Linked DNA regions of Homo sapiens: region 2 is linked to region 1. A link is a loop called in an ENCODE intact Hi-C map of the cell type or tissue named here. Cell type or tissue: endothelial cell of umbilical vein. All regions are shown on one strand. Each heading gives the region's core, and the rest is flanking DNA. Links, peaks and the distances in the headings are about the cores only.

Region 1 (10,932 bases), core at 3,658-8,657:
ATCAGCTTTGCCATGGCTTGGTTCTTACTCTCTCTCTCTCACTCTCCTTTTAGAGGCAAGGTCTTACCCTGTTGCCCAGGCTGGAGTGCAGTGGAATGATCACTGCAAACTTGAACTCCTGGGCCCAAGTGATCCTCCCACCTTAGCCTCCCAAGCATCTAGGGCTATAGGCATGCACCACCATGCCCGGCTAATTTTTTTTTTTTTTTTTCACTTTTTGTAGAGACAGAGTCTCACTATGTTGCCCAGGCTGGTCTCAAAACTCCTAGCCTCAAGTGATCCTTCTGTCTCAGCCTCCAGCCTGACTGGGGTTTACAGGCATGAGCCACCAGCCCAGCCCACTCTCTCCCTCTGAAACTTTGTCCCAGTAGGACTAGGACCATTTGTTACAATGGGAAGGATGATCCTTTCTCCCAACCACCAAGTCCTGTCCCTGTATCTGTACATCAAAGCTGCCTGTGACAACCACAGGGAGTGTTGTGTAGGTCTCATTACCACTAAACACAAATTCAGTTTTGGGAATCAATACAACAACGTGTGTGTGTGTGTGTGTGTGTGTGTGTTCTCTAATTTAACACACCCCAGTTTAGAACCATCCAGTCTGTCATTAACAATTAAAAAAAAAAAAAACAAAAACAAAAACAGAAGAAAGGGCAGGTAGTCTGTCCGTTCAAGGACCAGATGGGAAGTCTCTTGTTTTACTTCCTTATTCTCCTGAGAACCACACTGCAAGTTCTGCTATACCAACTTAAGGTCCTTCCTCTACCAACAGACTCCTGATCTTCCCAGGCTGAGTTATGCACCCACCTTCTTTGGTATCCTACTCGTATCTTATACCAGAACTTACGTGCATTTCACACAGAGTATCATTAGTTTGCTGACCATGTTTGCCTGCCATGTTATGGGTTGAACTATGTCCTCCTAAAATTAATATACTGAAGTCCTAACCCTCAGCTAACCCTCAGCATCTCTGAATGGGATCTTACTTGATGACAGATGATGTCATACTGGAGTAGGGCGGGCCCTAACTTTAATATGACTGGCTTCCTTATAAAAAGGGGAAATTTGGATACAGACACAGACAGGCAGAATGCCATGTGAACATGAAGGCAAAGTCTGGGCTATGAGTATACAGGGGAAGAAATGCAGAGATTGCCAGCAAACACCAGAAGCCAGGGAAGAAGCACAAAACAGATTTTTCCTTATGGCCTTCAGAAGGAGCCAGCCCTGCCGCCAACTTGATCTTGGACCTCTGGCCTCCAGAACTGCGAGACAATTAATTTCCGTGGTTTAAGCCACCCAATTTGTGGTACTTTGTTACAGTAGCTCTAGCAAACATAGACATCCCACTAGAATATGAGCTTCTTGAGGGTAGTAAGAGGATTCTGTTCATTTTTGTATCAGTCTAGCACAGAGTGAGGTACAGATAATTTATTTGGTTGTTCTATAATGCTTGTTAAATGCAATCCAGAGACAGCTAGTCCTCTACCTGCCATGTCTTGCTCAACACTGACTAGCTATCCTGTCCTTAGATAGGGTTACATCAAAAAGAAAGAATGAAACTCGGGATGGAAAACAATTATTCCAGACTGAATATATCAAAATTTCTCAATCCCATTCTTAAACCAATTTCAGAATTAAATCTGCATTGTTTTCCTCTACTTTCCTTACAAAAATAGAGGCTCATTCAGGAACAAAGTCCCAAGCAAGAAGACTTTGCAGGCCACTTGAATGAGATGATATGGCTGACAGGTCTTCTACCTGGCTGGGTCATATGTTATCTTTAACCACACAGCAAAGTGAGGCCAAAACTGCCCTGTGGCTTACATGAATCTGAGGAGGGGTGACTCAATTCACCTCCTTCACACTGTACTGACTCTGTTTAAATGGAGTTATTGAGGGAAAGAAGGTGATTAAATGCTAGGTTCACAGAGAAACAGCCCACTGTGAGCCCCAGAGCTATACGTCACTCTGTTTTTGAAACCAAAATAATAAAAGAAAAAATGTATTTAATCTATTAATTGTATTAAATATTTTATCTTTTATCCTGTATTTTTATCTTCCTTTTTATTTTTATATGTTTATCTTTTTATCTCTTAGAACTGTATTTTTCTGAAATTAAAAATAGAAAATAAATTATGAACTCCCTTGCTAATATCCAGTATCATGCTTGAGAAAGTCAATTTGGTAATACGAAGAACTTTCCAGAACACTATTTTACTTGAGGTAAATAAAATGAGAATTCAAAAGTACATTGAACAGGTTTCCTTCTCTTACACTGATTTCAGATGATTCGAGAAAAACAAAAAGAAATGGAAAAGGCAGGTTGGCATGTTAGCAGGTTATAAAAAATGAAAATTACAGCCGTGGCCAAGCTCTGGAAAATATTCCCTGACCCAGCTAGACGTTGATTATTGAACCAACAGCTTGCTTATATAATTACAGTGTGTCTATAAACCTGGTTGATATGATATACTTGTTTAACTATTAACCTCTAGATTTCCTGGAGTTTCCACAATCCAAAAAACACCTAAAAGTATGAGATATGATATATTCCATTTATTCACCTATTGCAATCACAAGCAATAGCTACAGTATTAATCTTGGTAAGAAAAAGGAAGTTCTTAGAAAACACAAGTAAGGTCTCTTAAGCTTCAGATACTTTGCTGGGGCATTTTCTTTTCTTTTTTTTTTTTTAAATCCTTCTAAAGAATTGCTCTATTTTATTGTTCTATTGTGCCACTGGATACTAGAAGTCAAGAGTCCTTCCCGTACCTATGTTGGATCTAATTTCCTCATTGATTCTAAAAATCACATTGATACCTCCACACCTGTCAACACTTTCCTGATCTCTCTCTTATTCATAGGACTTTCCCACTCAATAGTACCTCTTTTAAGCTAATCTAGGATTCCAGTTTAGATTCTACACATTTTTATGCTTTTCTTACCTCCTCCTAGACAATAACCTCCTTAAGGGCTGGAAGGAAAGGAAGAGTGAAGCAAATGTATGTTTATAGAGAGAGTACTATAGCAAAGTACCTCAAATATAAAGTGCACTCATAAATATTTGTTGAATAAATGAATGCCAAGCACTGGCCAAAGCATGTTACATATATGACCTTGCTTAATCTTCATAAAGACCTCGTGAATGAGTGTCAGTCTTTTTATTTAGAAGGTGAAGAAACCGAAGCTAGAGGTTAAGTAGATTTTCCAAGGCCACATGGCTAATCACTGGAAGAGTAAAGTCAAATGCATTTCTGCCTATTTCTACCCAGCATGATGTCTTAAACATAACAATAGATCAAAAATGTATTATTTGAGCCGGGAACAGTGGCACTGGCTGTAATCCCAGCTACACAGGAGGATGTTTGAGCCCAAGAGTTGAGGCCAGACTGGGCCACATAGAAGACCCTGAATGAAAAAAGCAAACAAACAAACAAAAACCTTTGTTGAATTGATCTAAACAAACTCCTTATCCAAGTCCTCTTTTTAGGTATATGCAGAGTTTGTGATTTTTTTTTTTCAAATGGCAAAGGTGTTTCGGGTACAGGAAGGGGTAAATAAACTGTGAAGACTGCCTCGCAAGGTTTACAAATATCACAAAAAGGTTATCTCTACATTTACTTCAAACTAATTTCCATACTCTGAACTATTCTGTTCCCACTGATTCTTCAGATTCTAGCCCTACGCTTACAGCTATCTCCTCTCATCCCATTTGAAATTGGAGGAGGGAGAATAAAGGAAGGGAATAAATAACTTGTCACTCAACAACCAGACCATCTATTTCCGCAGCTTCGACATGGGATCATGAAAAACAACTGAGGCATAGGTATAGCTGTTCTGCTTTGGCTGGAGAGAAAGCCGAGAAAGAATTCATTGGTTTAGGCCGGGTGCGGTGGCTCATGCTTGTAAGCCCAGAACTTTGGGAGGCCGAGGCGGGCGAATCATGAGGTCAGGAGTTCAACACCAGCCTGGCCAACACAGTGAAGCCCCATCTCTACTAAAAATACAAAAAGTAGCTGGGTGTGGTGGTGGGCGCCTGTAATCCCAGCTACTTGGGAGGCTGAGGCAGGAGAATCACTTGAACCCGGGAGGCGGAGGTTGCAGTGAGCTGAGATAGCACCACTGTACTCCAGCCTGGGTGACAGAGCTATACGCCATCTCAGAAAAAAACAAAAAAAAAAAGAATTCATTGCTTTAAAAGGAAATTCATTTCCATCCCCATCTACCTCCTCTGCCACAAAAACAGGCAATTCCAGTTTCCTCCACTCTGTCCAGTACAAGAGGAAAACACTGGAGATGTGGGTTCATTCATCATTTCAAGGAAATTGTTACATTTACATAGAAACAACCAGGAAGAAAAAAAGTCACTAAGCCAAAAAGGGGCTGCAAAATCCCCACACTTAGGTATGCTGCCACACTGGCCACGTTCTTGTTAGTTTTAATACAATTTAACTTAGATGTGTAAGGAAACACACAAGGTTTGAGTCGGCTTAGTTTCTGTGTGATACAACCTACAGAACAGCAAATGGAAGCAATATTTGTTACCTACATTTTAACATAACATTCCTGTATATCCAGACCAGTAACTATCAGTGGGCCAATTGTAATCAGCCTCCTTCAACCAATGGGCAGTTTCTATTTGGAACTCAACCTTAAGAGTCAAAATGAGTCAGACTCTGTACTCTGTGATCAAAAGACATATAAAGGGACATGTCAAAAAGAACCTATAAATAGCTAGACACAGGTCAGCCCTTCTTAATTACCATACTTGGCCCTGGTATGCCCAAATCTATCCAAATTCCTACAGAATACACTCGTTTTTCATTCTTCGACCATGTCTTTGGTGTAATGGATTTCATACCTTTATTTTGGAGTGACGTCTCAAGTGGAGTCGCCAGGAGCTCAGATTCTGAGGTCAGACAGACCTTGGCTAAAACCTCTGCTCTGCCACTATCGGTTTGGTAACTGAGGCAAGTTCTTAACCTCTCCGGCCTCAGTTTGCTGATCTACAAAATGGGATATCACCTCACTGATCCATAGTGAGAGTAAATGATAGAATTCACATTCATCACTAAGCACAGTATCTGGAGCACAGAAAGAATCACAGCAGTGATACCATCTGGGATGGTAGAAATTAGCACTTCTTTGTACGTGACTTAAATTTACATCATTCTGGATGTGGTGAACAAATCTGGGCTCATTCTACCAAAGCTCCTCTGTCTACATGTAGCTTTCACCTCCCTTCATTTTCAGACCCTCTATCAAAACCTTCTCTCCTAAATATACCCAATATCCACGATGTAAGCGACTCTGTGAGCACAAAGAATATTCGTCCTCAAAAGAAAATTGCCCACCCGGGGTTAGGGGGTTAATGTAAGAAAACAGCTCTAAACTTTGCAGGAGATGATAACTGGAAACCTCTCTGGTCCCATGCAGGGAGGCTTTCACGTTGACACAAAAGAAATGATGGAACCTCTGAGCTGGGTCATGATGATAACCAACAAGCCAGGCAATGGTGGTAGCAGGAGAGTTATTTTTGATTTCTTACGTCGGTGCAAAAGTAATTGTGGTTTTTGCCATGAAAAGTGATGATAAAAAACAATATTACTTTTGCACCAACCTAATACTTTCTAAAGAAATGTGGGATCAATAAGGGGAGGATGAAGAGTCTCAGGGAAGAATTAATAAGCAGCTTCTCATCGAAGGGAAGAAAAAAAGGAAAGAAATATAAAGCAAACAGGAAGAACACAACTAAGGGGAAAAGACCCCAGGACGGGCAAAAGGAGACGGGTAACTTAGTTCAGAGGAAATGAGCAATGACCTACAATTCTTATAACTAGGAGAGACACCACTCAGACGTTTCCTGTGGGCTGGGCCCAAGAGGTCTCTGGCTGAGCAGCAGAGCAGTAGTTATCCAGGTTAACAACTTCCAATTAAAGCCAGAGAGGAATGTTTCTGGGAGCTCTGTCATGAAGAGACCCCAGTATTCGATGGAATAAAGTCATAAAGGAAAGGGTCAACAAACATTTTCTGCAAGGGACCAGATAGCAAATATTTTTGGCTTTGTGGGACATAGGGGCTCTGGCGCAACTACTCAACTCGACAGCTGTCGAGCAAAGAGCAGCCATGGAAAACATATAAATGAATGACCATAGCTGTGTTCCAATAAAACTTTGTTTGTCGATGCTGAATTTGAATTTCGTATCATTTTCATGTGTCATGAAACATTGATTTTGATTTTTTTTCAATCATTTAAAAATGGGAAAACCATCTTCGCTCACGGGCTATACTTAAAAACAGCTGAGGCTTGGCCGGGCACGATGGCTCACGCCTGTAATCCCAGCACTTTGGGAGGCCGAGGAGGACGGATCACAAGGTCAAGAGATCGAGATCATCCTGGCCAACATGGTGAAACCCCGTCTCTACTAAAAATACAAAAAATTAGCTGGGCGTGGTGGTGCACACCTGTAATCCCAGCTACTCGGGAGGCTGAGGCAGGAGGATCGCTTGAACCCAGGAGGTGGCGATTGCAGTGAGCCAAGATCGCGCCATTGCACTCCCAGTTGGGCAACAAGAGCGCAACTCCATCTCAAACAAACAAACAAACAAACAAACAAAAACAACAGCTGAAGCTAGATTTGGCCCAGGAGCTGCAGTTTGCTGCACAGGCCCACCAGTCAGACATCCATCCTGCCTCTGCCACTGACTCGCTATCCAGCCATGGGCAAATTGGTTAACAACAATTGATTTCCTCACTCGTAAATTAAGGATAATAACACCAACTTTGTCCATAGTGTTTATGGGACATCCTAAAGCATACTATATGAAAAGTAACTGGCTTAGGGTAAGTGATGATGACAACAGCCTTGGGAGTGGTACAGGGAGGGGTTGTGATCAGCAGCTCCACCTGGGGCTAATGGTCTGTCCAAAGAAGACTAATCTCAAGAATCTGACTTAAGAAGGGATGTACAGACCAGAAAGTAAAACAGATGACAGGGATGCTGCAAATGCTTATTTAATGCTTCAACTCAGACTGGAGTTGACTAAATTACGATGATTTGGCCAGGCGTGGTGGCTCATACCTGTAATCCCAGTGCTTCGGGAGGCCGAGGTGGGTGGATCACCTGAGGTCAGGAGTTTGAGACCAGCCTGGCCAACATGATGAATCCCTGTCTCTACTAAAAATACAAAAATTAGCCTGGTATGGTGGCAGGCACCTGTAATCCCAGCTACTCGGGAGGCTGAGGCAGGAGAATTGCTTGAAACTGGGAATCAGAGGTTTCAGTGAGCTGAGGTTGCACCACTGCACTCCAGTCTGGGTGACAGAGCAAGACCCCATCTCAAAAAAAAAAAAAAAAAAAAAAAAATTACGATGATTTCTGATAGACTTCATTGTATGGGGATTATAACCTGAATATCCTCCTCAACTCAGAAAGAGGGAGATTATGGACTACATACTGAACCGCATGGGCCAACTCAGGAAGACCATCAAAGGAGACAGAGTGGGGTACAAGCCAGGGAGGAAGGGGCTGGGCAGAGGCAGTGGAGGTGGTCAAGGAGGAAGTGAAGAATCATTTCACTGGGAGGTGATCCTTGCGAAGTTCCCTGTTTTGTTAGAGGGCAGCCAGCTGTTAAAAACACTGTCTCTGGGCCGGGCGTGGTGGCTCACACCTGTAATCCCAGCACTTTGGGAGGCCGAGGCGGGTGGATCACGAGGTCAGGAGATCGAGACCATCCTGGCTAACACGGTGAAATCCCATCTCTACTAAAAATACAAAAAAAATTAGCCGGGCATGGTGGCGGCAGGCACCTGTAATCCCAGCTACTCCGGAGGCTGAGGCAGGAGAATGGCGTGAACCCAGGAGGCGGAGGTTGCAGTAAGCTGAGATCGCACCACTGCACTCCAGCCTGGGTGACAGAGCGAGACTCTGTCTCAAAAAAAAAAAACAAAAAACAACAACAAAAAAAGGATTGTCTCTGACAATCCTTCAGAAGCCTCATAGACTTAAAAACCAGCTCCTAAAACCAGCACAGGATGCAGAAATCACTTCAATTCTATTGGATGGGATTCTTCGGACAATTCATCTTCTCATATTTTTTAAAAAGAAAGTTAGCAGAGAATTGTGCAACCTTTAAATCTGTTCAGAAGGCTTAGGTAGGAGAAATGACACTTCGCCAGCCATTATAAGTTGCTTTTCATGCTGTTCTTGCAACTTCCAAATAATTAAGCAAATACATAATGGGAATATCAGTGCAAACAAAGAAGAAGCACAAGAAGAAAATTGCATTGTAATTTAATTACCCGAAATCTTTCATAAAACTTAGGAGCAAATGAGAGCTTATCCCTACTGATGAAAAATACTTTCATTGTCAGACATTTTTTGAGCACCTATTATTTATAAGGACAATGCTATAAGAGTCAGAGATGTAAAGATATATAAGAAAAGGTTTAGTTACCCAGCAAGGGCTTTCAAACAAGACAGTCCATAAAAGGCAAACAACCATTACAGTGGTTAAAACTTGCAGCTGTACTATGTAGGCACTGGGAATCAAAATGAGAGCATTTGCAAAATATCCTTTGGCAGAGAACTGGTAAGAAACCCCACCACCATGATTCACATGTCACCATTTCTTGGACACAGAAAAATAACCCCTGCTCATTATACCATCAGCTCCCCCTTGCCAGACTGCTCCCAACAAAAACAAGCAAAGCTAAAAATGTGAAATATACTAAAGATTCTGAAGAAAAAAAAATTTTATAAATGTGGATTATTAGTGTTCACGTGTGGTTTAGTGAAAAGAACTTACGGACAGAGAATCTGTAGATCTGACTTCTCCCTGTGACTCCACTCTACTGTCTTCAGGAAAGTCACTCACTTCCAAGGCCTCAGTTAGCTTATGTGTAAAATGAAGTGATTGGACTATAAAACTTTCATAGCTCTAAATTCTATCACTTAATATCAGGATGCATAAATAGGCGCATTTATTAAGGCTATGTTAAGGATATGTTAAATCTGATTGACTTATATGACTTGTGAGGTCATTAAAATTGATTCTTAACAAGAATCTTAAAGATTCTAGACTTAATTATTTTAACAAATGTAGGAAATTTAAGTCAACCACCTTTTGTGATTAGGCATTGCACAGGAAGCTAAAAAAAATTAGATTAAATTTCTCTGCAACAATGCATATAACACAACCAGGTGCTATGTAAGAATTATTTATAAACCTAAAGAAAAACTAATTTTGCCTGAAAAGATAACTGAAAATGCAGGAATGCCCAAAAGTAAGCTATTTCTCAGACTGGAATTTAATCAGATCACTACATTTTTCTTATTATTTTCATATAGGTCTGGATAGCTATAGACTATATAAATAAAATGAGTTTATAAAATATGTGATAGCAGCTTAAGACATTAGGTTAAAATTAAAATTAGAACTCATCAAGGAATTAAATTGTTTAGATACACAGAACCCAACTATCAATCCAGGATTACCTAACCTCTACAATATTGCTATTTTCTGGCTAACTTTGAAAATAATTTGATCCCCAAATTAATTAATTTTTTTTTTTTTTTGAGATGAAGTCTGGCTCTGTCACCCAGGCTACAGTGCAGTGGCACAATCTCTGCTCATTGCAACCTCCACCTCCCAGGTTCAAGCGATTCTCCCAAGAAGCTGGGATTACAGGTGTGCACCACCACGCCTGACTAATTTTTGTATTTTTAGTGGAGGCAGGGTTTCACTATGTTGGCCAGGCTGGTCTTGAACTCCTGACCTCAGGTGATCCACTTGCCTCGGCCTCCCAAAGTGGGGTTACAGGCATGAGCCACCATGCCTGGCCACCCAAATTAAAATTTTAAGGATATATTTCATGAGAAAAAAAGAAATTTGGGCACATGAAACACAAATGTCAAAAAAACTGAAAAATGCAACTGCCTTATCACTAATAATATTAGAGTAGAATATTAATAGCTTTCATCAAACTGCCAAAGATTTTTTCAAATTGTTATACCCAGGATGAAGAAAGGTACCATCTTCCTGAAGAGCAATTTACTTGGCAATATGTACCATTATGCTTGAAAGGACAGAATGGGCACGTCTAAATATTATTGGTAGAAATGAGAATTAGTGTTACCTCTATGAAGGGCAATTTAGCAATATATCTATACATGCCCTTTGACCCAGGACTTCCACCTCTAGGAATCATCCTAAAGAAATAATTGGGCAAATGTATAAAGATGTATGTTCCAGGTATTCCTTACAGTACTGTGTATAGCTGTGCAAAAAAATGGAAACTGTTTGAAAACTCAATATGACATTAAGTAAATGGCTACATTCTTACAAATTAAAATTCACGGTTGTTAAAAAATAGGTAACCTTATGTGTACTACTACAGAAAGATATCCAAGATATATGGTAGAGTATAAAAAAGCAAGTTACAAAATACAATATATAGTGTGTAAAATAACATGTACATACAAATATGGAGATAGTACCCAAAAAACTAACAGTAATTAGCTCTGGGTGGTATGACTTTGAGTGAGTTTTATATTCTTATTGTGAATTTATCTTTGGTTTGAATTTTTTGATTAGCATATGTCATTTTTTTTTTGCAATAATAAAAAGCTATTTTCAGAAGGAAGAAAAGAGAATGGAGAGTGAAGAAGAACTGGACATTCAAAGCCTGTGGTTTTGCTCCCTGGAATTTAATCTAAGGGCATAGTATGCATGATAATGTAGGAACTGGTATGATCATCACGGAAATATTCACAATAGTGAAAGTTAATAAACATTAAGATTCTATTTAAATAAATACAATGGAAGAGGATACTATGAATGTAGAAATATATAAACTTGGGAATATTTTGCCATATATTGGTAAGTGAAACAAGAGGGAACGAAATAGACTTAGTTTTACACACATTT
Region 2 (10,932 bases), core at 3,050-8,049, 150 kb after region 1:
ATTACCTTTCCGAAGTCCCATTTCCAAATACCATCATATGGGAGTTAGGGCTTCAACATACAAATTTGGGGAGGCACAAACATTCAATCCATAACAAAATGTGTTCCATGGTCAAATACATTTAGAAAATATTACTCTTATATTCCCTATATTAAAGAGTTATTCATTAGCATAAAAAACATGAGATGTTCTCTGGTAAAGAAATTCCTTCAACTTTGTTTAACCTCATGTTTCCAAATATTATTTAATTGTGAATATTTTTTAACCTAAATCACTTCTTAACTTATTATGGAACTTGATCAATGCCATATGCTTTTGAAATCTTAGATATAACAATTTAAGAATTTTTTTAAAAAAATTACGGGGTATGTGAAATTTATAAATTGCTGAAGTATGATAATCTAAGCTCTCCAACTGCTTGTTAGGACACTTATTACATGTGATATATAGATATTTTATCAGATAAGTAGCTGCTCTTCAGATAAAAGGGCATTGTAGTATACCTTGCTTTGCCTCCTGAGAGCAGCAGTGGCAATTAATATGATAAAATTGCGATTAGGATGAGATTTCAAAGATATCAGCCATTCAGAGTTTAATTGTATTTTTATTTGCTTCTCTATATCTAAAATATTTTTCTTGTTACGTGAAAAGTAAATGGGGCTGGGTGCAGTGGCTCACACCTGAAATCCCAGCACTTTGGAAGGCTGCAGCAGCTGGATCACTTGAGGCCAGGAGTTTGAGACCAGTCTGGCCAACATGGCAAAACCCTGTCTCTACTAAAAATACAAAAATTAGCCGGGTACAGTGGCACATGCCAGTCGTCCCACCTACTTGGGAGGCTGAGGCATGACAATCGTTTGAACCTGGGAGGCAGAGGTTGCAGTGAGCCGAGATCACACCACTGCACTCCAGCCTGGGTGACAGAGCAAGACTCCATCTCAAAAAAAAAAAAAAAAAAAAAAGTAAATGGTTAAGATAGAGACAGGACAGGAAGTAATTCCTTCAGGAGTAGAGACAAATATTTGAGACATAATGTCTTGTGTTTTAACAGTTATAACTACGTGTTTACATACTCTTAGAAAAATTTAAGGGCATCACTGATCTAAAATACACTTTTATAACTTTTAATTTTGTCGTACAGTATTGGCTTTCTCTCCAGTATTGTCATAAGATCATTTTGGGGAATACGATTTCTTATTTTTTTTTTTCAGTTTTTTTTCTTTGTTTTTTTCAGTGATTATCTTTTAACTATCTAGAGTTTAAATCTATACCAATGTAGGCTGGTCAAGGTGGCTCACACCTGCAATCCCAGCACTTTGGGAGGCTGAGGCAGGCAAGCTCCTTGTTTGAGCTCAGGAGTTTGAGACCAGCCTTGGCAACATGGCGAAACCCCATCTCTATAAAAAATAACAAAAATTAGTTGTGTATGGTGGCGTGTGCCTGTAGTCTCAGCTATTTGGGATGGTGAGGGGAGAAGATTGCTTGAGCCTGGGAGGTGGAGGTTACAGTGAGCTGAGATCATGCCATTACACTCCAGCCTGGGTGACAGAACCAGACCCTGTCTCAAATAAAAACAAAAAAAGTCCATATCAATGTGAAGGGAGAGTTTTAATTGATTTTCATATTAATGTACCTTTGTACCCTGAGCTGTGTTGTTTTTTTTTTCTTTTCAGGTTGCTTCTGCTTTTAATTTTTTTCACAGTTCAGATTTTTATGTTTTTGGTTCATCACTCTTTTAAAAATGCTGTGGTTCCCATCAAACTTGTTCCAGACTTATATTTTCTAAAACCTGGAGACAAACCACATAAATACAAAACAAGTCTGCTTCTTCAAAATTCTGCTGGTGAGAGTGTGTGAAGGTCTGTGAACGAGTGTTGGCATGGAGCATGGGGTTGAGGGGTGGATAAAGGTCTGGATTTTAAAACTATATTTAAGGTAAAGGCATGGTCTGTCTGCATGAAATCTAAATTATAGTTCAATACGTATCTTATTGATGCTGAAGAATATATTACAGTAAATTTTGGTTTACAAATAAATGACAGTTTTGGCCAGGTGCGATGGCTCCCACCTGTAATCCCAGCACTTTGGGAGGCCAAGGCGGGTGGATCACCTGAGGTCAGGGGATCGAGACCATCCTGGCTAACACGGTGAAACCCCGTCTCTACTAAAAATATAAAAATTAGCCAGGCATGGTGGCACGCGCCTGTAGTCTCAGGTACTCGGGAGGCTGAGGCAGGAGAATCGCTTGAACCCGGGAGGCGGAGGTTGCAGTGAGCCGAGATTGCACCACTGCATTCCAGTCTGGGCAACAGAGGGAGACTCTGCCTCAAAATAAATAAATAAATAAATAAATAGTTAAAAAAATTTATACTTTGTATAATAGTAGAATTTCCTTTTTTAATAATAACGTTATTCTTACTAGCATGTTTTATGCTGATAAGTCCATGATGAGCAAAATATACTTCAAAAGTTGAAAAACCCTCTTTACAAAGAGTTGTAGTACATAATATTTATACAGGTATGTGTCTGCATAGAAGTGTTTTAATTCTTCAAGGACAGTCTGAAGAATTAGTTAAAACTAAGAAAAATAAGACTTAAATATAAATATCTCTAATTGAATATATTAGATTTGTAATGGATATTTTTGGCTTTGCTATTAGTATTCTTACCATGTAGTTGTCAAATATGAAAAAAATTTAAACATACAGACTTGAGCAAAGCTCAAAACAAAAAACTGACATAGTGTTCTGATTTTCAAAATATTAAAAGCTAATACAAACTTTATTCATATGTGATCAGTTGTTCCTATAACATCTCCTATTCTGTAGCAGACTCTTTGGGGTTTAACCTTTCTAACACTTCACCTACATTCTAGTATCATTCCTTTTTGATTCACTAATTCAAAAAAGACTTTGCCCAGTATTAAAATAATAAGCATGGCTAGGAATGATTATAAATTAGTATTAAAATAATCACTGTTAAAATCTGGTGCGTGTTATATTACATAACCTTCATTCTTTCTGGTAAAGATGTATTTATTGATGGATAAATGAGTGAGAACATGGAAAATTACCTGGAGCATGGAAAATTAATGGAAAATTACTCGAATGGAAAATGTTAGGTTTTGCAATTTTTTTTCTTTCATTAGGAAATTTCATTATGAATTCTCGTTTTGGTTTTAAAATACATTTTATATTGCTAATATATAATCCTTACACTGTGCTAATCTTGACATTTTTTATATGTGTCCAGGGAATTGTACATGTATCTCAAATATTTCTTTTTTTTTTAAAGGAACTTGGATTCAAATCATATCTTTTTGCTTTGAGTTAATTCTCATTGATCTGCAGAAATTCTAGTATTTTCAGTTTGTCTCTTAATTTTTTATTATTCTTAGAGTTGCTTGCTTATGCATGCCATATTTTCCTAAGCCTTGTGTGTGTTCCAAAATAAAACCACTTTTTTTTGAACCACTGGCCTCTGTGTGTATATATATTGGGTGGTATCTTACCCACCTTGCAGAGCTTTTTGTATCTCTTGTGCTGTGGTTCCTTCACTTATAATGTGTCTCTCTTCTCAGGGTACATAGCTGGTCTTGCAAGTTAGAGATAAGAGATCAGTTAAGGTACTAGGTTGGGAGTAAAGTAGTGTCACCATTCTCTATGACACTGAGATCTAGTGCTGTGTCTGATCCACCCTGCCATACTATTCAGTTACTAGTAATGTTTTGCTTTGTTTGATTTAAATTTCTCTCTAAAGTCACATTTGTCCTTCCCTGAATCCTGATTTTTGTTATGATGGAGGAGAAACTGCATCTATTCGGCAGACATGTTGGTATAGATTTAAATCCCGACAGGATTTAAAATCTTACTCTTGGCTCCAGGTACTTTAGAGAATGTAGAGATGTGATTATGTGTTTGAATATTTTAAGGTAGTTAAGGCAATTGACATGTCTGCCCAGAGCCTACAAAAAATTCTCTAGGGAGTGATGTTACCACACCTATACCTTTCTGAACTTAGCAGGTTATCTTGTTACCTAAAATTGTCAGATAGATTTTTATTCTTATTATTTAACCAAATTTCATGTGTTATAGGTTAACTTTTCAATGTTAATAATAGTTGTAGCAGCAGCAGCAGTGGTGGCAGCAGCAGCAGCAGCAGCTAAAATATGCGCAGTTACTATGTGTCAGGTTCTAAACTCTGTGTATATATTCAGTCATTTAATTCTCAGGATGATCACTCTACCTATAAGGCAGATATACTTATTTTACCCACTTTACAAAAGAGGGAACTTAAGGTCCAGAACATCTAGGTAACTTGCTTGAAGGACGAATAGTTTAATGTTACAACTCAACTTTAAAACCAGGCTGACTGGCTTCAGAGCCAATGTACTTACTTGCGTATTCGCTAATGAAAATAAAATATTTCTCTAAAAATAGAATTATCTTCCCAGTGTTACTAAAAGCCTCGTTTAGACTCATTTTTTATTATTTGCTTATTTTCTAACACCAGACTCAGATATCAGTGATCTTATTAGCTTTTTCACAAGCCAGAACATAATGGTGACGATGATTAATGACAGTGACTATGTATCCGTGGCTCCCCATAGTGCGGCTTTAAATGTGATGCATTCAGAAAAGGTAAGATGAATGCAGTGAATGAATATCCATTTGGGAGTTATGCAAGATTAAAACGTTTCTTCTAAAATTAATTATTTGTTGATTTGACCTTATGAGTTAGAAATTAGATTTTACTTTTGGAAATAACTAGCTGTCTTTATTTATGATATATTTCATTACTTCACAGATGACCAATATATAAAGTTACAGAAATTTAGTTTTTTAAAAAATTATATGCTTGTTTAAAATATTAAAATATCTGTACATTCCAAACCAGATTGTCTTTATCTGTCATTGAGTATTATTTCTGTGAGTTGTTGAAGCAGTTTTTCTGTATGAGAATTAGCTTTGTTGGTGAGAAAAGCTTGGTACATATCAATAATATATCCGCTTATATACAGTATGTAATAAGTGTCTTTTTTTTAATTGTAGGACTATGTTTTTGCAGCTGTTTTCAACAGTACTATGGTTTATTCTTTACCTATATTAGTGAATATCATTAGTAACTACTATCTTTATCATTTAAATGTGACTGAAACCATCCAGATCTGGAGTACCCCATTCTTTCAAGTAAGCCAATGTATATACAGATAAATTTCCATATGCATGTCATATATATAATAACCATTAAAAACTAAGCAAAAATAACAAAATATGTAGAAATTTATCTTGTGAGATCTCTTAGACTTCTTAAAACTCAAGTGAGAAACGGTTTACATTAAGGTTTAGGATTCCCCAGTAGAAGTATGTTTCAGGGTAAAGGAGATTCTGTTTTGGTATTAATATTTGTATAAGGAATAAGTGTGTTCTATATTGATCATAGAATAAAATATAAGATAATTTTTAAATGAATATTTTTTACCTAAAATCCAGGTATTGGGTATTGAAAAAAACTTGAGAAGTCACCCAGGCAACCATTTTTCCTCTAGATAGAACTGTTGGATTGTACATATCAGAATCAAGATTACAGAAAAGTATCCAACATATTTTCTCTTAATCCTTTTGATTTTCATATGCTAAAAAATAAATGGACAAATATCTGTAACAATATTTTCTATCTTCTTCTTTTCATACTTTTAAAAACAGCTTCATTGAAATATAATGCCCAATCAACCTGACCATTATTCAAAGTATACACTTCGGTGTCTTTTATTATGCTTATAGAGTTGTGCAGTCATCACTACAGTCAGTTTTAAATATGCCATCACCCCCCTCCAAAAAAAATAACCCTTATACTCATTAGTAATCACTCATTTCCTCTCATACCCACTCCCAACCCTAGGCAACCACTAATGTACTTTCTGTTTCTATGGATTTCCTTATTTTAGACATTTTATATAAATGGAATCATACAGTATGTAGTCTTTTTTGTCTGCTTTCTTGTACTTAGCATACTGCTTTGAAGATTCATCTGTTTTGTAACACGTATCAGTGCTTCATTTATTTTTACTACCAAATCATATTTCATTGTGTGGAATGTATGGAATGTTTATGTGAAATACTGCATTCTACTTATCTGTTCATCAGTTGATGGCATTTGGGTTATTTCCACCTTTTGGCTATTATGAGTAATGCTTATGAATATTTGAGTAGAAGATTTTGTATGAGCATATGTTTTTATTTCTCTTGGATATATAATTAGGAGTGGAATTGCTAGATCATCTAGTAACTCTATGTTTAACACTTGAAGAACTGCCAAACTGCTTTCCAAAATGGTTGCATCATTTTCCATTTCCAGCAGCAGTGTCTGTGGAGAGGTATCTCATATTATGAAATATTTCAAACGTACAGAAAACGAACCACCTACTATCCAAATATTTCAAATGTTAATATTGCATAATATTTGTTTTTAGTAAAACTTTTAAGACACAGGTGAAAACTCATGTTACCCCTCTCCAATCTTGTTTCCTTCTCTCCTCCGTAGGAGTAACCGCAATTCACAATTTCACAATTTGTAATTCCCATACGTGTTTTTTTGATGTTACTACATATGTCTGTATCCATAACTATTACACAAGATTTTACAACTTACAATTTTCAACAACACTGACATATAATCATACTATATTTCGAAAGAAATACATGGGAGTTTTTGAAGCTAACTATTCATATATAGTCGTATTAATATTTCAAATTTGTTTCTTCATTAGATTCTGTATGATTGGATCCAACTGTAGTCTCATTCATTTCCACTTCTTGCACTACTAGTCTACATATTTGTGGGTTCTTTCTGAGCCTCCACTGTCATATTACGAGAGTTTCAGACAAATTCTGCAATGTCATATGACCTGAACTTTGGAATTGACTTAATTGCTAAATAGGAAAACTCAGAAGGCTAGGTTTCAGCAAGACAGTGATGTACTCTGTCTCTATGTCATCCCATGGAGGGGTGTGCCAGTGCGAGGGTATCTGCTAGGCACTGCGGATTCTATTCCAGTGCAGAGTACCTTCTCTGTCCCACGGGTCTGTATTCTTATAGAACAAGGGGAGGAAACTGACCTTGGTGAGGGTGGCTGATAATATAGTATCCTTGGACTTGGGTAATCTGCATTTGAAGTGCTAGCTGTTTATTGATTGTCTGGGAAAGTTAGCTGACTGCACCTGGATCCCTGGGGAAGCTAACGACATTGGGGCCTGTGGGAGTTAATTCCTCTTCTGCTTGGGAGAAGAAGTTCTAGTTCCATAGGAAGCTGAGCTTGGATATAGCTTTTCCCAATTAAAAAGACAAGAGCAACAAATATCATTCTTAGATATTTATTATTATTTCATAGGACCACTATGGTGGACATACTAACTGCTTTTCAAATACATCATTCATTTTTATGAAATTGTGAAGCGTAATTTATATGCCTGATTATTCTGTGTTGTAGACAGGAAAATGAAAGTAAAATGATTTGCTTAGGATCAGATAGTTATTAATAAGTGGCAGAGTTGGTAATATTGTCCACAACCACCTGTTAATACATCTGCCACTCATTCTTTCATGTAGACTATGCCTGGGTTAGATATTCTAATACATTCTTTCTGAGGTTTTGATTTTTTTTTGATATAAGATATATCCTAAGATATATCTTAAGATATAAAATGATTCTCAGTTCCATTTGTTACTCTGTGGTTGTCTTTCAGGAAATTACTGATATAGTTTTTAAAATTGAGCTGTATTTTCAAGCAGCTTTGCTTGGAATCATTGTTACTGCAATGCCACCTTACTTTGCCATGGAAAATGCAGAGAATCATAAGGTAATGACTCAGTTAAAAATATATAATTTGCTAATAAGAAGTGTCATATAAAAATAACCTATTTGCTTGATTGCAAGGCTTAGTATAATTGTTATTTCAGAAATAAGTAAATGGAATATAAATACATTTATTATAGTTTCTTATTGTAATAAGTGATAATTAATATTTATTATTTGAGACTTGCTACATGCTTTAAAAATTATATTCTCTAATTCTCACAACATTGTGAGGTAAGTTTTTTGTTACTGATTTCTTATAGATCAGGAAATCAAAGATGGGATTGTTCATATGACTTGCTCAGGTTGACTCAACTTGTTTAAATTGTGGATTTGGGAAGTGACTGTGATCTTTATGTTCTTAACTGGCAAACTAACATGCCCGTCCCTTTTATCCTTTAACAGAGGTATTAAGTAGTCAAGGTGCTAAATTCTTATTAATGGAAAAAAAATAGATGAAAGTGATTGTCATCATTAGGGCCTTGGAGAAATTGCTAAGTATACAGAGGTTCTTTGGTATTCTTTCACTTTCTTTTTACGCCTTTCCCTTTTGTTTTCCTTCAGGCATATAGCGATCTTGTACAGTCTTTGGTTGTTCAAAGCCTCCCACTTTTTCACTCTGCTGAGATTATATCTTACTGCTCTAATAAAAATTCTGATCTTCTTCATGGATGATCTTAATTCAGTAAAAACAAATTTGTCTAAATTAATTTACAGACTGTGATGAATAATGAGCTCATTATTTTAATAAATTCTAAAAAAATAAATTGTAGGCCAGGCGTGGTGGACCACGCCTGTAATCCCAGCACTTTGGGAGGCCGAGGTGGGCGGATCACCTGAGGTTGGGAGTTCGAGACTAGCCTGACCAACATGGAGAAACCCCGTCTCTACTAAAAATAGAAAAAAAATTAGGGCGTGGTGGTGCATGCCTGTAATCCCAGCTACTCAGGAGGGTGAGGCAGGAGAATCACTTGAACCCGAGAGGCGGAGATTGCAGTGAGCCGAGATCATGCCATTGCACTCCAGCCTGGGCAACAAGAGCAAAAACTCCATCTCAAAAATAAATAAATAAATAAATAAATAAAATAAATAAATACATTCTAATAAAAATTTTGTTATTTGTTTACTATAAAAGTAACACATATCTCTATTTTTAAAATAATATTCAATTTTTGTTAAATATACTCATTGTAGTAATGTATAAATTATAGAAAAGTATAAGGAATATAGAAATCCATAACCCACTGCACAATAATAAAATTTACTGGACATTTGCATTTTCTTTCTTGTTTCAACTGAAACATTTTTTTTCCAATATAAATTTTTTATTTTTATTTATTTATTTTTTAATTTTTTTATTTATATATATATATATTTTTATTATACTTTAAGTTTTAGGGTACATGTGCACATTGTGCAGGTTAGTTACATATGTATACATGTGCCATGCTGGTGCACTGCACCCACTAACTTATTTTTAATTAAAGTTTCTATTTTGAGATAGTTGTATATTCATGTTTGTTTGTTAGAAATGACAGAGAGATCCTGTGTACTCTTTACATTTTGTCCCAATAATAACATCTCGTAAAATTATAGTACAATGTAACAGGGTATTGGCATTGACACAGTCAAGATACAGAACATTTCTGTCACCAAAAAGATTCCCATTTTTTGCTCTTTCCTAGCCTCTCTGACCTGTGGCAACCACTACTCTGTTCTCTATTTCTGTAATTTTGATAGTTCAAAAATGTAAAATGGCATCACAATAAGTTTTCTTTTGGGATTGGCTTTTTTCAAATAGCATTTTTTTTGAAGTTCATCCTATTTGTATTTATCAATAATCCATTCCTTTTCATTGCTGAGTAATATTCCATGGTATGGATACATCACACTTTCTCTAACCATTTGCCTGTTGAAGAACATTTGGATTGTTTTCCGTTTTTGGCTTTTGTAAAGTTGCTGTGGACATTTGCATACAGGTTTTGTGTAAACATCATTTTCATTTCTCTGAGATAAATGCCCAAGAGTGCAATTGCTGAATTATACATGTTAATTTTATAAGAAATTGCCAAATTATTTTCCAAGATGAGTGTTCCATTTTATGTTATCCCTACCAGCAGTGTGTGAATGACAAAAGTTTGAATTATCCAAAATAATTGCATTTGCCTTAGCTTATGTTTTTATTCTTGTATTAGAATTTACATGTGTCTCATGTTCTCATAATTCATTGAACAGAAAACTTGCCAATTTTGTTCATTTCTCCTCTTCTTAACTAATCTTTATATTTCATGCTTCCTTTATCTCTGTGGACAGCTCTTTCATATAATACCTTCAGTTATTAGGAGTAGATATTTTTATAGATGACAAAAATCAACTAAATAAAATTGTTAGGTATTTGGATTTATGAAATATTTTAGAAATTTCAAATTAAATGAGAACATGAGATAGGAAAACTATGATCATTTGAGTTTACCATTAACAAACTTGTGACGTAAATAACACCTTAGATTTATATGCTATACCAGTGTACACAAAAGGCTTTGAACATTTCAAAAGCTTTCACTTAAGCTGAAAGCCTTATGTAAATCCAAAGGATACTTGGCAATTTATTAGTGTTTTTATTTATGAAAGGTTCATTTTTAAAACTGAGAATTCTTTTTCTGTGTAAACATGTCTTCCCATCTGTTTCCACAGTATTTCAAAAGTAGTAATGTTTTGGCTATTTATTATTTGTATAGCTGTAACCCCAACCGCCATGACACCTTTTGCTTTATTTTAATCTCAGTTTCTTGGCAGCACTACTGTATTCTGATTCTTAAAAATTTTGTTGAAATTGTTACATCTCAGAAATAATGAGCCAAATTAAAGGCTAAATGGAATTTGTATTTAGTGTGAGGGGGACTTTTATTACCTATAAGCCTGGAATGTAACCTTTTTGGTTTTGCTGATGTAAAATTAAGAGATCTACAATAATTTACTAATTTATTTGTGTGTTTCTAAAGTGTCTAAAATTATAATAAATTGTTTTTCATTTTTTTTAGATCAAAGCTTATACTCAACTTAAACTTTCAGGTCTT

The links. A loop is a pair of places that touch in the nucleus more often than their neighbours do. Peaks named below come from ENCODE experiments on the same cell type or tissue, not always from the same donor. Only the 100,000 strongest peaks of a DNase experiment are listed, where the experiment ranks them.
Region 2: it touches region 1 in a loop (9-fold over the local background); 1 of 110 quality-filtered maps calls a loop at or near these places.

What each region holds. Positions count from the first base shown.
Region 1 is chr17:69,418,563-69,429,494 of GRCh38, reverse strand. The region is part of intron 1 of MAP2K6 (mitogen-activated protein kinase kinase 6); the gene reads right to left. Among named protein-coding and RNA genes, the nearest start is that of MAP2K6, 9.3 kb to the right of the region's middle. RefSeq lists a silencer at 3,193-3,487. In endothelial cell of umbilical vein, for the core only: no CTCF peak of the experiment used is centred there; a DNase peak (open chromatin) is centred at 5,814; H3K27ac peaks cover 2,647 bases.
Region 2 is chr17:69,264,870-69,275,801 of GRCh38, reverse strand. ABCA5 (ATP binding cassette subfamily A member 5) reads left to right here. Exons shown (of 39, transcript NM_172232.4): 20 at 1,674-1,843; 21 at 4,513-4,640; 22 at 5,052-5,189; 23 at 7,746-7,859; 24 at 10,897-10,932. Among named protein-coding and RNA genes, the nearest start is that of PRO1804, 35 kb to the right of the region's middle. In endothelial cell of umbilical vein, for the core only: no CTCF peak of the experiment used is centred there; a DNase peak (open chromatin) is centred at 6,031; H3K27ac peaks cover 2,439 bases.